Regions from separate parts of the Homo sapiens genome. Here region 1 is linked to region 2. The links are chromatin loops, found by intact Hi-C in ENCODE. Cell type or tissue: Calu3. All regions are shown on one strand.

Region 1 (8,000 bases), 58 kb before region 2:
ATTGAGATTAAAGAGAACAAAAAGGAAGGCTGCAATGTTCATTGTCCTTTTCTTCCGTAGGATAGACATTTATACCACACTTTACAACATTTTCCCAGCTCCAGTAGGTTTTCTTTTTTCATGACAACTTTGTAAAACTGCATTCCTAAGGAAGTTCATCACTGTTTTTTATTGCATGCTCTTGAAATTTTCCAGAACCCTTACCAGAAGAGGCTTCAGTAAATGGAGTTAGCATTTGAGCTCTACAGAGTCAGAGTCAAAAATAACAGTAGTCACGTGGTCAACAATATTTATACGATACTTAATCGTCTGAGCTCACAAGATAAAGAGCAGGCATTTCACTGTTCATAACATGTTCAGAAAAAGTGGGTTTGTAACAAGGTTTTTAATACCTGTCACTTGCAGGAATGCTAGGTTCTTCTCAAAGGAGAATTCTACATTGATTTAAACTCATTGACATACAAAGTATGCATCATGGATATATGTGATTTTACATAACTACATAGACGTCATAACGGACCTATGTCCCCTTTCTTCACACAGAAGTAGCTCTGCCTCTAGGCAGCATTGCTCACATTATGAGAAGCAAAATTACTATCTTTTTTTCAAAAATGTTCATAAAGTAATTAAAGTAAGTAGAAAAATTCAACTTATAGTTTGGAGACTCTTGCAGAGATAGGTAAATTTTTTGAACTTTTAGAATAGGATTTATGTCTGTGTTGCTTTTCTGAGATCTGAAATGAATGTGTGTGTGTGTGTGTGTGTGTGTGTTTCCAAAGAGCTAACGTGGCATATCTTCATCCTCAGATTCACTTTTGCCCTTGGACTCTTTCTCACCCTTCTCCTCCTTAGGGAGACAGGGGAAACAAAAGTACTGTTTCAGCCAACTGACTTTATTAAAGCTTTCTCATCTACGAGGCATGAGAATATGTTTGTGAATCTGTTTCTCTTTTGTTTGGCAGTGAGAAGTGCAATTGCTCTTTAATTAGAACCTTCTGTGTACCATAAATATGGTTTAACCCAGGTGTTTAATCTACCTCCAATGCAAGTGCAAATTGGTGACATGAGTCAAATGACAATTTTATTTAATTATCAGACAAGTTAGGAATAGCTAAACGCCAGCCACCATCAATTCACTGAGTTAAGGATCTTTGCTAATAATTACAGCAAAAGAGAGGGGAGTAATAAAGGGAGTGTACTGGAAATCACAGTAGACAAGATCATGAGACTAAATGCTAGACTTGATGATTCTGACAATATTTATCTGTATGGGAATGGCCAAATCTTTTAAGATTATTGGAACTTGGTATTCTTATCTGTAAAAATTAGGACTATTATTTCTAAAATATTTCACCATATAACTTATAAGATTATACCCAGCTCTCAGATCCTGTAATTCTAATCAACACATAGAAAGACATGAAAAAACAGAAAGAAGTAGACGAATATTTATTAGGTCGGCTATTGTAAGAATTTATGGATTTAAGAAACCCATATTCAGTCTTCACTTTATCACTGATGTTTTGTTTTCATGTCATTTTAGTAAAAATGTTTGCTGATATTGTCAAGGGATTTCCTAGCTAAAATATAATTAAAAGATCTCTCAGTGTCATTTCTCTTCTAATTGCAGTTCCATCACATTAATCTCCTACAACTAACTGAAAATAGCAATGTCATTCACAAATACAAAGAAATATGTCTAATCAAACTTCATTGAAATAACACAATTACCTCCTTTCCCTAATGTTTGGCTGTAAGCAAAATCCAAGAGCTGTATCTTTTATTTTTCTTTGTGTTAGTTCCTGTTCATGTGTGGGAGAACATTGGTCAGTGACTCACATTACTGACACACAGCCAGCACAGCTGGATAGGCACAGAATGCATTTCATAATAAAAGGGACAAAGAAAGAAAGATAGAGAAAAAAGTTTATGTGTTTGGTTTATTTTAAAAATCTATACAGCTTAATGCTAAAAAGCAAGAACCAAATTTTTCTAAACAAACAGCTTCAAGGAAAAATAATTTTGGAGGGACTAATTAAAATTACTTTAAGAACTCTTAATATGTAAAATACTTCTTTAAGGCAGCTATTCCCTGTGGAAATCTTACCCTCTCCCATGAAAAAGAACCAGCAATTTATGACTGTCATGAGAGTAAAACTCTAGTGAGAATTTAGAAGTACACACAATAAAATAAAAATACTCCACAATAGTTTTGAACTCTTGAAGAAAATGACAGGAATAGTATTATGTGTAACCAAATATATATATATACACACACATATATATACGTATATATACATATATACGTATATATATACACATATATACGTATATATACATATATACGTATATATATACACATATATACGTATATATACACATATATACGTATATATACACATATATACGTATATATACACATATATACGTATATATACACATATATACGTATATATACATATATATACGTATATATACACACATATATATACACATATATATATATATACTCAGAAATATCTGCACTCCAGCTTTGAAAATGTGAGTTAGCTGACACATAACAATGTCAAAGAAGACACATTTTTACAGAAGAACTTTCCTTAAATAAAATAACATTTCCCAATCCATTAAATGTAAATGACATAGTCACTTATCATATATTTTGTCTATGCTGTATAGAAGTTAAATTAAGTTGTTCGCTGTATACTTAAAACTAAAGGTTTTAGGATATGAGGTACTTTACAGCATGTCTATTATCACTAGTAAGAAAAGACTCTATAAATGTAAAAGGAAAGATCACTTCTTCAGACTATGTTAATAGAGTAGACTGTCCTGGCCTAAAATCTTATGATTGAGAAATGAGTGCCATAGCCAACCCACCATTTTGACAGAGCTCACCTGAATTTTTCCTTCTGGTGATGAGAAGCAATGCCAGAATTTCTACTCCAGCCATCTTCACACTTGTGGAGAGAAATTCAATAGTGATACATTTGTAGTGAGGAGAAAGATGTGTTAGCTTAACAACTGATGCAGGGTCTATCTTTTAAGGAAGATATTGTGTTTGTGGAGGAAAACATCTTGGAAGGTATTTAGAAGTGGAAAGTAAGACTTTAAGGGCAAGAGAAACTCTGCCCATGTCAAGAGACACAACTAAACTGCTTTGTATTTGGAAATCAATAGGAATTTGGAGAGAGAAACTAAAAACATGAGTAATCAACAAAAGATGATTTAACCTACATGATCGGAATCTGAAGCCCAAGATTTGGAAGGAGAGAGGGAACTTTAGGAACATCAATATCTAACATAGAATATTACATCTTGAGCCTTTTGGCAGTGTAAATCTCTACATCCCCTATAACTCAGTAGTCCTTTACACATATAAGAGTTTCTATAAGTAGTTTGGCATAACTAAGAAAAAGTATAGTGATCCACATCTAAAACAATATAATGCAAAACATAATAATACATATTGGACATTTAGATTATCCCTAAACTGATTCACACTAAGCAGGACTTAAGAGCTGAAAGTGATCATAAATTCTGATGAAATTTGAAAATTCTTGAGATACAGGTTGAACTCAGTGGAAAATACATTGAATCAATCTTACTGATCTCAAAAGGCAGGGAAATGCTGTTGAAATTTAGTTTACATAATTATTTTCTCTTTTTCTGGCTGTCCTTAAAGCTAACACTTGGCATGATACTAAAAACATTGTTTTAAGAGAAAATCTATTGTGGACAAATACAAGCTTTAGGAATAAATTAAAATGTTTAGAGGAATTAACACATCTGTGTAAAATTTTACATGTGTGCCAAACTGGTCCCCAAGCTAAAACTAGTGACATATTAAAACCCAACATATTAGCTCACACATTTACAATGAAATACAACACTTTTCGTAATACTATAGTTTGTGACAGTTCAAGAAGTGATGAATTGGAAAACATGCTATGATAGGCATGGGCAATTTAGAGCTCAGTCTGGACAATCGGTGATGATTAATCTTAAGAGGATTTCTGAAGTTCAGGCAACAAATGATTAAAAATCAACTTCAACAATAGTCAATGATGGCTGAATGTAAGATATTTAAACATGCATTGGAAAATACAATGGAACTAATTGTAGTCATGGACATTGAGAGAAGACTTCTGGATTCAGACAAATTTTTGCTCACTCAAATCCCTGTAACATTGTTTACCTTATATTACATGTCATAAATTGACTACGTTATGAAATAGGAAGGGTAATATCTATTTTTAAATGTAATAATTATAAACAATGTATAAAATATGTGACACAAAGAAGACTGGCAGTTTATAGTGACTATTGTATTATTATTTTGATTTTAGTAGTTGAACAGGAAAAAGAGAGAACAGCACAGACTGAAGTATTTATATCTCAATAATTAAACTTACTTAATATTTTCTATTATACATTTACCTAAAAAGTACAGGGCTGATACTTCCATATTTATATGGAATAACAGTTCTTAAAATATATAAAGCAAAATATTATTGAAATAAAGAGATGATCGATAAACTTGTAAAATTATCATCAGAGATGTAAATACCACCTCTACAATAGGTAGACCAAAATTAGTAAAGATACAAAATAATTTAACAACACAATAAACTTGAACTAATTAAAATACAAGGTCTCTATCCCAAAGAACTACAAAATAAATATCCTTTTTAAGTAGAAAAAAAATTCACTAAAAATATATATTTCAAGCCATAAGACAAGTCTGAATAAATTTCAACAACAGAAATCATTCATAGTACAAACCCTGACTACAAAGGAAGAAAGTTAGAAATCTCCCAATTATTTGTAAACAATGCACTCCTAATCAACCCAAGAGTCAAAGAAGAAATCAGAATTTGCACAAAACAGCTGAAAGAATTCTATCACTTATCTATTGATGTGTAGTGATCCACCCCAAAATTTAGTTGTTTAAAATAAAAACCATATTCTTTGCTCATAATTCTATGGCTCCACAGTTGGAGTTGAGGAAAAGGGAGTGTTGTCTGAGCAATTCACCTGTTGGTCTCACATGTAGGAAGTTTATACAGAATGTGGATGACTGATTTCTTCTCCACATGGTCTTATTTACTAGTTAGCTAGTTCAGGTGTCTTTACTTAGCAGTTGTGCATGCCATTTAAAGTGGAATTATTTTAGTTTAATATGACCAATTATTTGGTGCTTGTATATGCAAATAAAATTCAATTTAATACCATTGTATCCTGAAAACTTGTCAAATTCACTTATTAGGTAGGTTTTTTTCTTGGTAGATATCTCAGGAAACAGGTCAATTATCAGTAAATAAAATTTGGCTCCATGATTTTCAATATTTACACATTTTATTTTTTTTGTCTTGCTTCATTACACTGTGTAGGACCTCTATTACAAAGTTAAATAGTAGTGGCATGTGCCAGGTTATTGATTTATTGCCTCTCAGCTCCAAATCCACACTTCTTTGTCCTATTCTGTGATACTGTAGCTGGACCATAAAAACCTTTCTCCTTTGGCAGCTGGCAGAATGGTTTACAACCCACTTCTGAAGTTTTAAATATTCAGAGAGATCCCTTGGCTGGGAGCAGTGGCTCACGCCTGTAATCCCAGCACTTTGAGAGGCCGAGGCAGGTGGATCACCTGAGGTCGGGAGTTTGAGACCAGCCTGACCAACATGGAGAAACCCCGTCTCTACTAAAACTACAAAATTAGCCAGGTATGGTGGCACATGCCTGCAATCCCAGCTACTCAGGAGGCTGAGGTAGGAGAATCGCTTGAACCCAGGAGGCGGAGGTTGCAGTGAGCTGAGATCATGCCATTGCACTCCAGCCTGAGCAACAAGAGCGAAACTCCGTCTCAAAAAAAAAAAAAAATCCGAGAGATGTTACCTATACACTAAACACTGCGAAAGTTTGCTGAGAGAAAATAAAGAAGACATAAACAGATTGAGAGGCCCACCACGGTCATGGATTTTAAAAGTTCTATATTTTTAACATGTAAAATCTCCCCAAATTGAAATATAGATTCAGTTTATGCTACCCAGAATTTCAGCAAGGCTTTTCTACTGGAAGTTGAAAGGGTGATTATATTTATATGTGAAATCAAAGGAAGTGTACTAATTAAACAATCTTAAAACACAAGAATAAAGGTGTTGGTCTTACATTCTGGACTGGGGAAAAAATCCATTCAATAAATGGTGCCATACCTATTGTCTATCCATATGCAACCTCAATGAATGTCAAACCTTACCTTATAAAAATTATTCTGAATATATAGTGGAATTAAACACTGAACTGAAAACCAAAGAAGAAAACATTATAAAATCATTTTGTTTTCTTGGATAGGTAAAGATGTATTACAAAGGATACAATAAGAATTAGCAATAAAAAAGATTGATTAGACTTCATAAAAATTAAATGCATGTGTTAATCAAAGATACACTTAAGAAAAGGGACACGAAGGACAGACAACAATAGAAAATAATATCTATGCATATATTGGACAATTCAAATCCAGAATGTATAAATAATTTATACAGCTCAATAATAAAATACAGACAATTAAAAAATTATAAAGCAGTTGAACTGGCATGTTATAAGAGATGATATAAGAATAGCCAGTATGTTCTTTCTGTATCCCAGCAGAAGGTTTTGAACCACCTTAGACATGTATGCCACATTCATTCAGGGATTAGTACAATTCAATTTTTCTTAATCTTATCATTTGGAAAGATACATCTGATTTTATCAGAGTAATTGTTGGGATATACATATAATTTCTATGTGTTTGTTTATTTTATGTGGAAGTTGTATTTTTATATTTTGAAAGATCCTAAATAATTATTGAAGTGGAGTATGGATAGATAGATAATAGATAGATGGATGTAGATGGAGCTAGTTCAATGACCACAAGAATTATCTTGGTTTTATAAAAGGACTAAAAACAAGTTTAATATTTCCTACCTCCTTTTAATTAAATTTATTATGTAATATAATTCAATAATATATTTTTGCATAAATTTTTCTTCTAGTTAATGTTATTGAAAGGGAATATCAGTAAATGAAAAGATATCCCTAAAAATTGAGAAGAAAAATTAATATGCCTTATCTTCCTTAGCATTCATTACAATGATTTTTATTTTTAAAATCATTTCTCAAGAAGTAAGTTGTTATATACATGTTTAGTGATAATGATCTAGGATATACCATTTAACAAATGCTTGGGCCGGGCGCAGTGGCTTACGCCTGTAATCCCAGCACTTTGGGATGCCAAGGCAGGTGGATCACGAGTCAGGAGTTCGAGACAAGACTGGCCAACATAGTGAAACCCTATCTCTACTAAAAATACAAAAAAAATAGGCTGGCGTGGTGGCCCGTGCCAGTAGTCCCAGCTACTCGGGAGGCTGAGGCTGGAGAATCGCTTGAACCCGGGAGGCGGAGGTTGCAGTGAGCTGAGTTTGCACCACTGTATTCCAGCTTGGCTGACAGAGTGAGACTCCATCTGAAAAAAACAAAACAAAACAAAACAAAACAAAAAACAAAGAAACAAATGCTTGCAGCCTTGGTTCTTTGTTTTTAGGGTATTAGTAATATTTAAGTTTAGATTGCCTAGGCTTATGACAAAAGCAAAACAAAACAAAACAAAAATCTAGCATACTCATTTAATATACCTGCCATTATTTATTTATTTATTTATTTATTTATTTATTTATTTATTTATTTATTTATTTTTTTGAGACAGAGTTTCACTCTCGTCACCCAGGCTGGAGTGCAATGGCGCGATCTCTGCTCACTGCAATCTCCATCTCCCGGGTTCAAGCTATTCTCCTGCCTCAGCTTCCAGAGTAGCTGGGATTGCAGGTGTGTGCCACCACACCCAGCTAATTTTTCGTATTTTTAGTTGAGATAGGGTTTCACCATGTTGGCCAGGCTGGTCTCAAACTCCTGACCTCAGATGATCCACCCGCCTCAGCCTCCCAAAGTACTGGGAT
Region 2 (8,000 bases):
ACATTTCTCCCAAGAAGAGACAGAAAAAACAAATGCTGGCAAGAATGTGGAGAAAGGAGAACTCTTATACACTGTTGGTAGACATGTAAATTAGTATAGCTATTATGGAAAACAGTATACAATGTGTATAGCCAAAGGAAATGAAATCACTATGTCAAAAAGATATCTACACCCCCCATGTTTTTTATAGAATTATTCAGAATAGCCAAGACATGAAATCCACCCATGTGTCCATCAATGGAAGAACAAATAAAGAAATTATGGGGCATATACACAATGAAATATTATTCAGCCATAAAAAGAAGAAAATTCTGTCATTGTCAACAACATGGATAAACCTGTAGGATATTATGTGAAGTGAAATAAACTAGGCACATAAAGACAAATACTAAATTATCTCACTCATATGTGGAATCTAAAATCTTTATTTCATAAAAGTAGAGTAGAATGGTGGTTACCATGGATTGGGAGCAGGAGGAGGTTGGGGAGGTGTGGGCTAAAGAATACAAAACTTTAGATAGAGAGGAGAAATAAGTTTAAGAGAGACATTGTGCAACATAGTGACTATAGTTAATAATATGTTGTGTTCTTGAAACATGCTAAAAGAGTAAACATTACCACTGTCACCACAAAAATGACAACCATGTGAGTTAATGCATATATTTATTAGGTAGATTTAGTTATTCAACAATGTATATATACTTTAAGCAACATTTTGTGCACAGTAAATACACACAATTTTATGTCAATTTAAATAAATAAATAATAAAAAAGAGAGATAACTCTGAAAAAAAGAAATACCAGTTTATGGATTGTGAAAAAAATATCTGCAAGCCATTTATATGATAAGAGGTTAATACCCAAAATTTATAAAGAACTCAGACTACTCAATAGTGGAAAAACAAATAACCTGATTCAAAAATAGCCAAAAGACTTGGATAGAAATTTTTCCAAAGAAGATATAAAAATGGCCATCTGGTATATGAAAAGGTGTTGAACATCCTTAATCATCAGAGAAAGGAAAATCAATACCATTATGAAAGACCATCCTTACCACAACACACCTGTTGTAATGACTATTACCAAAAAGTCAAAAGATAACAAGTGTTGGTGAGGGTATGAAGAAAAGGGAACTCTTATACACTGTAGGTGGGAATGTAGATTGGTATAGCCATTTTGAAAATAGTATGGCCGTTTCTAAAAAATCAAAAATAGAACTACCATATAACCCAGCAGTCCCTCTTCTAGGAATATACACAAAGGAAATAAAATCACCATCTTGTAAAGATACCTGCACTCCTATTTCTTTGCAGCATTATTCACAATAGCCAAGATATGAAAACAACCTAAATGTTTGTTGTTGGATAAATGGATAAATTGTGATACATATATACAATAGAATATTACTCAGCTGTGAAAAAGAATGAGATCTTGCCATTTGCCACAATGTGGAAAAGCCAGGAGAACATATGCTAAATGAGATAAATCAGATGCTGAAATGAAGATATTGCATGATATCAGTTATTTCATATATACAGATGGAGAGCAAAACAGTGGTTACCAGGAGTGGGGGTGGGGAGGAAGTGGGAGGTACAGTTCACAGCATTCAAAGCAGCAGATATGTAGGAATAACAAGTTTAGGATCTGATGTACAACATGAGGACTACAGGTAATATAATTGTACTGTATATAAGATTTACGCTAAATGATTAGATTTTAGCTGCTCTTGCCTTCAAAACAAAAATATCTATAACTATATGTGATGACAATTGTGTTAATTTTCTTCATTATTGTAACTTTTTGCTGTCTGTATGTATCCCATAATATGCTGTATATCTTGAATACACACAATACAATTTATTTATTTATTTATTTATTTATTTTATTTTATTTTTTGAGACGGAGTCTCACTCTGTCACCCAGGCTGGAGTGCAGTGGTGCCATCTCGGCTCACTGCAAGCTCCGTCCCGGATTCACACCATTCTTCTGCCTCAGCCTCCCAAGTAGCTGGGACTACAGGCACCCGCCACCACGCCCGGCTAATTTTTTGTATTTTTAGTAGAGACGGGGTTTCACCGTGTTAGCCAGGATGGTCTCGATCTCCTGACCTTGTGATCCGCCCGCCTCGGCCTCCCAAAGTGCTGGGATGACAGGCGTGAGCCACTGCGTCCGGCCAATACAATTTATTTAAAATTAAATAAGAATTATTTCTTAAAAAAAAAGAACCCCTATAAATAAATAAAATGAAAGACAAATTTAATGAAGCGGGGGAAAAGTACAGAGAGTTTATGAGAAAAGATTTCCACATAGCTTGTAAATATGTAAAAAACTGCTTAACATAATTAGACGTCAGGGAAATGTAAATTAAAAAGCATGAAATTTTAAAAGTGGCAATTCTAGGTGGCGAAAAGGATGTGGGCAATTAAATTAAATAAGAGTGTAAACCGGTAAAATAACTTTGGAAAACTGATAGCGTCTGAACATATGCATTGTCTATGACCCAAGACATTCTCTCCTAGGAATATAACGAGCCACCAAAAAAAGGTACAAGAATGTTCACAGCATTGTTCATAATGTATAAACCAAGACATAATCTAAACACTCACCGATAGTAGAAAGCATAACTGAATTGTGGCATAATAATACAATGGACACAATTAGCGTAGAAAATGAACCGACATATTACTTGCAACAACATGACTGAATCTCACAATCAGAAACCTGCATGAAAGACCTGATCCCCAATTAATCTAAACTGTATTGTATGATTATGAGTCCGTTTCTGAAAAATTCAGAAAGAAGCAAATATAAGTATTGCTTTTAGAAGTCAGAATACTGGTTGTCTGTGGGGTGGAAGAGTGGATAGTGACAGGAGTGGGTGCAAAAAGGAATTTCTGAGATGCTGGTGATGTTTTATTTCTTGACTCTCATGGTGGTTATATGATTATGTTTTTTTGGTGACAATTCACCAACCTGTACACTGTGGTTTTATGTTCTTTTCCATAAGCAGGCTTCATTTCAATAAAAATGTTTATTTATAAAATTGAAGATAAAACACCAAATTCCATGCCATGGAATATAGTCCTTCTTGTTCCAGGGTTTATGACTTCATACCACCCATGTGCTCTTAATCTCTGCATGTAAGACATTAATACGGTCTTAAAATATTTAAACAGCTTCCAGGCACAGAGAAACAAATACTGTATGATTTTATTTATATGTGGAATCTAAAAAAGTTGCTCATACAAGTAGAGAGTAGAATGGTGGTTACCAGAGACTGAGGTCTTAGGGGAGGTGGACTGGGAAAGGGGAGACATTGGTTAGTGGGCACAAAGTTACAGTTAGATAGGAGAAATAAGTTCTGGTATTCTATTGCACAGCAAGGTGAGTATAGTTAATAATAACGTATTGTATATTTCAAAATAACTAAAAGAGAGGATTTTAAATGTTCTCACCGCAAAGAAAGGATAAATATTTAAGGTGATGGATATGCTAATTACCTTGATTTGATTATTTCACAATGTTTACATGCATCAAAACATTACACTCTACCCCATAAACATGTGCAATTAATTGTCAATTAAAAAGAAAACAAAAGTTGAAAAATATTTAAAGGGCTGTTTTAACAGACTCTTACTTTTTAGTAGGAAAAAATAAAGTTGTTCATTTTGAAATTTTGGCTTGCATTCCAAGGAATTATATAATTTCCTGTCTGATAGAGGAAGGTTCCTTGTTTCAATAATAAATGACCTCTCTATGTCCTCTACAGTATTAGAAAAACATCCTTCTGTAAAATTCTTTTTAGGTTTTCAGTTTCTTTTCAGGGTTATTGATGTTCCCTCCAAAGTCAGGAAAAGGAGCAATTTCTGTCCTTGGATTCATATTTGATTGTAAGCTCAAGATCATAGCCCTCAGAGTTGCTAGCTTAGCCTTTCAGTTTATGTTTCTGCCTACTGGTGTACTTCATTCTCCTTAATCCATTAATACAGCTTGACTATTTTTTAACCTTAAGATAAGGGTGTTCTTTTTTTTCCTGTCTACAAAGCAAATAAGAAAGTATAGAATTTTAAGTAAAGTTGCAATTTGATAGATGTGACTGATTTTTCGTGGTAAAGCAACTAAAGAGGCGAGTTTACTAATTTATTATAATTAAAACATTTTATTTAGGTAGCCACACAACAAATTGCATTCCTGCATTAATGTGTTGTCACTTGAATCTAAGTTCAGATTTTGAATTCTAACAAGAATATTTTAAATTATTTTTGAAACAAACTGATCCATTTTTTTTAAAAAATGACCTTAATAAAAACTAAATGATCTGAAAATCACCAGTCTTATCTCGTATTTTGAAACTCAAATGAGAAGTGGAAGCTGTGTTTATGATTAGGGGATATGGAAAGATGACTATGAGAAATGTCTCATAGATTTGGAGCATCAGAATATATATGGCTATTTTCAGCAAAAAAAAAAAGAAAAAAGTGAATTATGGAAGTCTCTTGGGTGTAAACTGTATAAAGGTATCTTTTATTCAGCATTCCCAGGGATTAGATAGTACACAAATTGATAAGCCAAGCACTACTCATTATATAATGGTTTGCACTAGTTTTGCTTTTTTGAAAAATTTCTTTACAGCCATAAAGTCATTTCTCAAATATCTATCTTCTCCTCCTTTCAAATTAAAAATAAGTCTGGATGATTCCTGTAAAATGAAAAAAAGAGGCAGTGTTGAGTAATGGCAAAAAGAATAACCTTGGAATCTGGTTCTTGGCTTCTAGACCTGGCATTACCCCCTCAGCATTTCTTTGGGCACATCAGTCTTTCTGAGTCTCAGTTTCCTCATTTGTAAAATGTGGATAACAACTCTTGTTCCACTTACCTCACTGGTTGTTTTGAACAAGTGTGGTAAATCAGAAAGCTCTGTAAAAACCTATTACATAAATGTCAGGTGTTACTAATACTACTACTATTTTAAAAAGAATTATTGGGACTAAATTTCTAAGATGGTACATCTCTGTTTGACTCAGTTGCTTGACTTACACTGAATTCATTTTCTATTGAACTTGGAAATGTCTAGAAGCTATCCAATTTTGTAACCTGCAGGGAATATTTAAAGCTTTAGAAACTAAAGAAAGCATCTGCCTTATGTTGTGTAAATGATGTGCAAATGCTACCAAATTATTTGTTTTAGATAGGCATAAAATTTAAGAGAAACAAACAAACAAGAAGGCAGAGGAAGCATTTCCTACAGTTGAAATTGCTTATAATCTCTATGTATTTAAATGTACTAGATTAGAGCAGAGGGGCTAGCCCTGGCAAATGTGCTACCAAGAGGCCACTCAAGGCCATTTGCGGAAAGACATTGGCTTTAGTACAGTTACCCTTAAGTAACTTCTAGTTCTTTTTCCCTATGACCGTACAATTTGGCTCCCATTGCTAGTGGGCACCACTCTTCCAGGCTCTCCCTGTTCCAGACTGTAGTGGTGTTCCCCACCCCTCTTCATTTGCCTATAACTGCCAAAGCTTTGAGGTTTCCAAAAGGCAAACACAGCCTGATCCTTCCCCCAGTGGCTGCTTCTGAATGTGTCAAACCATTTTTTCCATCTATTGGACTTGGAGACACAAGGAAAAAGAAAAGTTATGGGAAGGCTCCTGAATGTTTAAAGTGGGCTGACTCATCTGACCCAGGTCACACTGACCATTTGGACTCCTCAGAGCGTTTTCTGTGTACCTTGAGAGCTCCCTGACCAGTTGCCAGCATCATTATCAAAGAAGCTGCCGTCCATAGTTCCCTACAAGTTGGTCTAGTCCACAATCACAGGTCAGAAATAATCTGCCATCTGAATGATGGTAGAACCATCCTGAATCACATGCGGCTTCATGTGGCAGGACAATTGTTTGGCTCAGTTGTTCTACTTGAGGGTTTCCTATACCAGTCAGAAGGATTATATTGCAAAATGGAACACACTGGCCTCTTTAAAAAATTATTTACATATCATGCATTTGTTATTATGGTAGATTTCACATAATTCTAAATTATATGTCCAGTGCTAATATCAGGTGATTCCTGTATTCAGAGAATTGTGGTGAAAATTGCCTGTGGAGTATTGGCAATAAAGACAAAGGAGGTATGCAGAATGATTGCCCAGAATATCACTAGTAACATATTGGGCATGATTTTCCCTTGCCTTATCAGGAGGGTGTGATAATATACTGAGCCAACAGAGAAATAGCTTAACAGTACAACAGCCAGGGATCTCTGAGGGATGCTTCCAGTTCCCCACATTGGTCTTAGCAGCAGCCTTTCTACATTAAAATCGATTTCCATTAGTTCACTGGTGGAAAAACACAAAAATCTGTCAGGTTGCTCATTTTAATCAGCACATAGTCTTATTTGACTACTGGATATTTTGTGTGATATCCATATTTTAATTTTAGAATGCCTCAAAATATTTTCAATATTTTTCTTGTTCCAATTTTAACATTTTTCTGGTTATTTCATACTATATTCCTTTGTATACATTTGTGCTACTACATGTGGGTTTCCAAATTGTACTTTTTCTAAATAGCATTTTGGCCTTCAACATTTTTATTTAAATGAGATGATCGAAGAAAAACAACTTCCCCTACTACCAAAGTCAGTGCCTGAGCCAAACACATTCCAGCTTCCCGCTCTCATTCTCCTTGTCTTACTGATTTTTATTCATCTTTCAGACCTTAAGTGAAATAAATGTTCCTTCCTTAGGGGAATCTCCGCTAAATCCTAGAACTAGTTTAGATCCTCCAGTAATACATTCACATAGTTCCTAGCACCTTAGGTTCACATCACTTTATACCATTCTTATTACATACCAATTTGTATAACTGTTTTTTAGGTCTAATGGCTTCCCTTCTGGACTATAAGCTCCAGGAGAGCAGACACTGTGCTTGTCTTGAACTCTCCTGAATTTTCTTTTTCTAATAGATTAGCTGGCACCTTAGTAGTAGCTCAAAAATATTTTGTGTAAGTGAAGAATGAATAAATCAACATCTCTCTGGCACACAATTCCTCGTAAACCTAACACCTGTAATAGTGATGAAACCTGGAGCAAATTCAGGAAATCTGTGTCCACTAGTTGACCAGGTGTAAAAGATAAACTCTCTGATTCTTGCTTCAGTTGACAAAGTTTTCACGGTGCATTAATTCTCCCAATCTTCAAGCTATTACAGAATCAGAGGCTTTGCAGACGGGGGTCTGTATTTTGTCCCTTTGATGGACCACCTGCCAGGTGTAACTCAAATAGCTTTAGAATCTAGCCCTAAGACATGGGTGGTATTCTCTGTGCTCATTCAGTTCAACCATTATAAGGTGAGGTAACTTCACTATTTTCTTCCAACAGATGCAAAGACAGAGATCGAGAAATACCGTGCCCATTGCTCTTACAGGCTGGCAATAAATGGCTGCAAATATAAAGAATGAAACATTTTTTTAAATTCTCATTTTACCGTTTCTAGAGAGATTACCAACACCTGTGCTTCTTTTAGGTCCCACTGTGCCTATTAAGAATTTTACATTATTTCTGATTACTCAACTCTACTAAGGCAATCAACTGAGTCCACTTGCTTGCCAAACAGGAAATGACTGAAAAAAAGGCAAATACAAGGACAGCAAATCCTTTGAGCCATCTTATTAGGCACTGAAGAGCCATTTTGATGGCAATCTTCCTTTCCTTTACTGGAAGCAGACTAAACCAAACTCTCACTTGATTTCCCAATTTAGAAGCTACTGCTTATTGTACACCTACAAAGTAGTATTCGTACACACACTTTCTGAAAAGACATGAAAGAAGAGGCTTAAAGACCCCAGTGGTTATCATGCAATCTTTCAATTCTAGATAAAGTTAAAACCTTGACCTTTAGTTTTTCCCAACAAATTAGACAGTGTGAGGTAGGTTTTTGTATTCCAACTGTCATTTGTTTTAAATATATATTTTGGAACATGAACATTGAACACAATAGGGACA

Evidence for each region. A loop is a pair of places that touch in the nucleus more often than their neighbours do. Peaks named below come from ENCODE experiments on the same cell type or tissue, not always from the same donor. Only the 100,000 strongest peaks of a DNase experiment are listed, where the experiment ranks them.
Region 1: it touches region 2 in a loop (12-fold over the local background); 2 of 110 quality-filtered maps call a loop at or near these places.

What each region holds. Positions count from the first base shown.
Region 1 is chr2:188,786,965-188,794,964 of GRCh38, forward strand. DIRC1 (disrupted in renal carcinoma 1) reads right to left here and starts at 3,159. Exons shown (of 2, transcript NR_161166.1): 1 at 2,899-3,159. In Calu3, no CTCF peak of the experiment used is centred here; no DNase peak of the experiment used is centred here.
Region 2 is chr2:188,845,315-188,853,314 of GRCh38, forward strand. No RefSeq gene overlaps it. Among named protein-coding and RNA genes, the nearest start is that of DIRC1, 59 kb to the left of the region's middle. In Calu3, no CTCF peak of the experiment used is centred here; no DNase peak of the experiment used is centred here.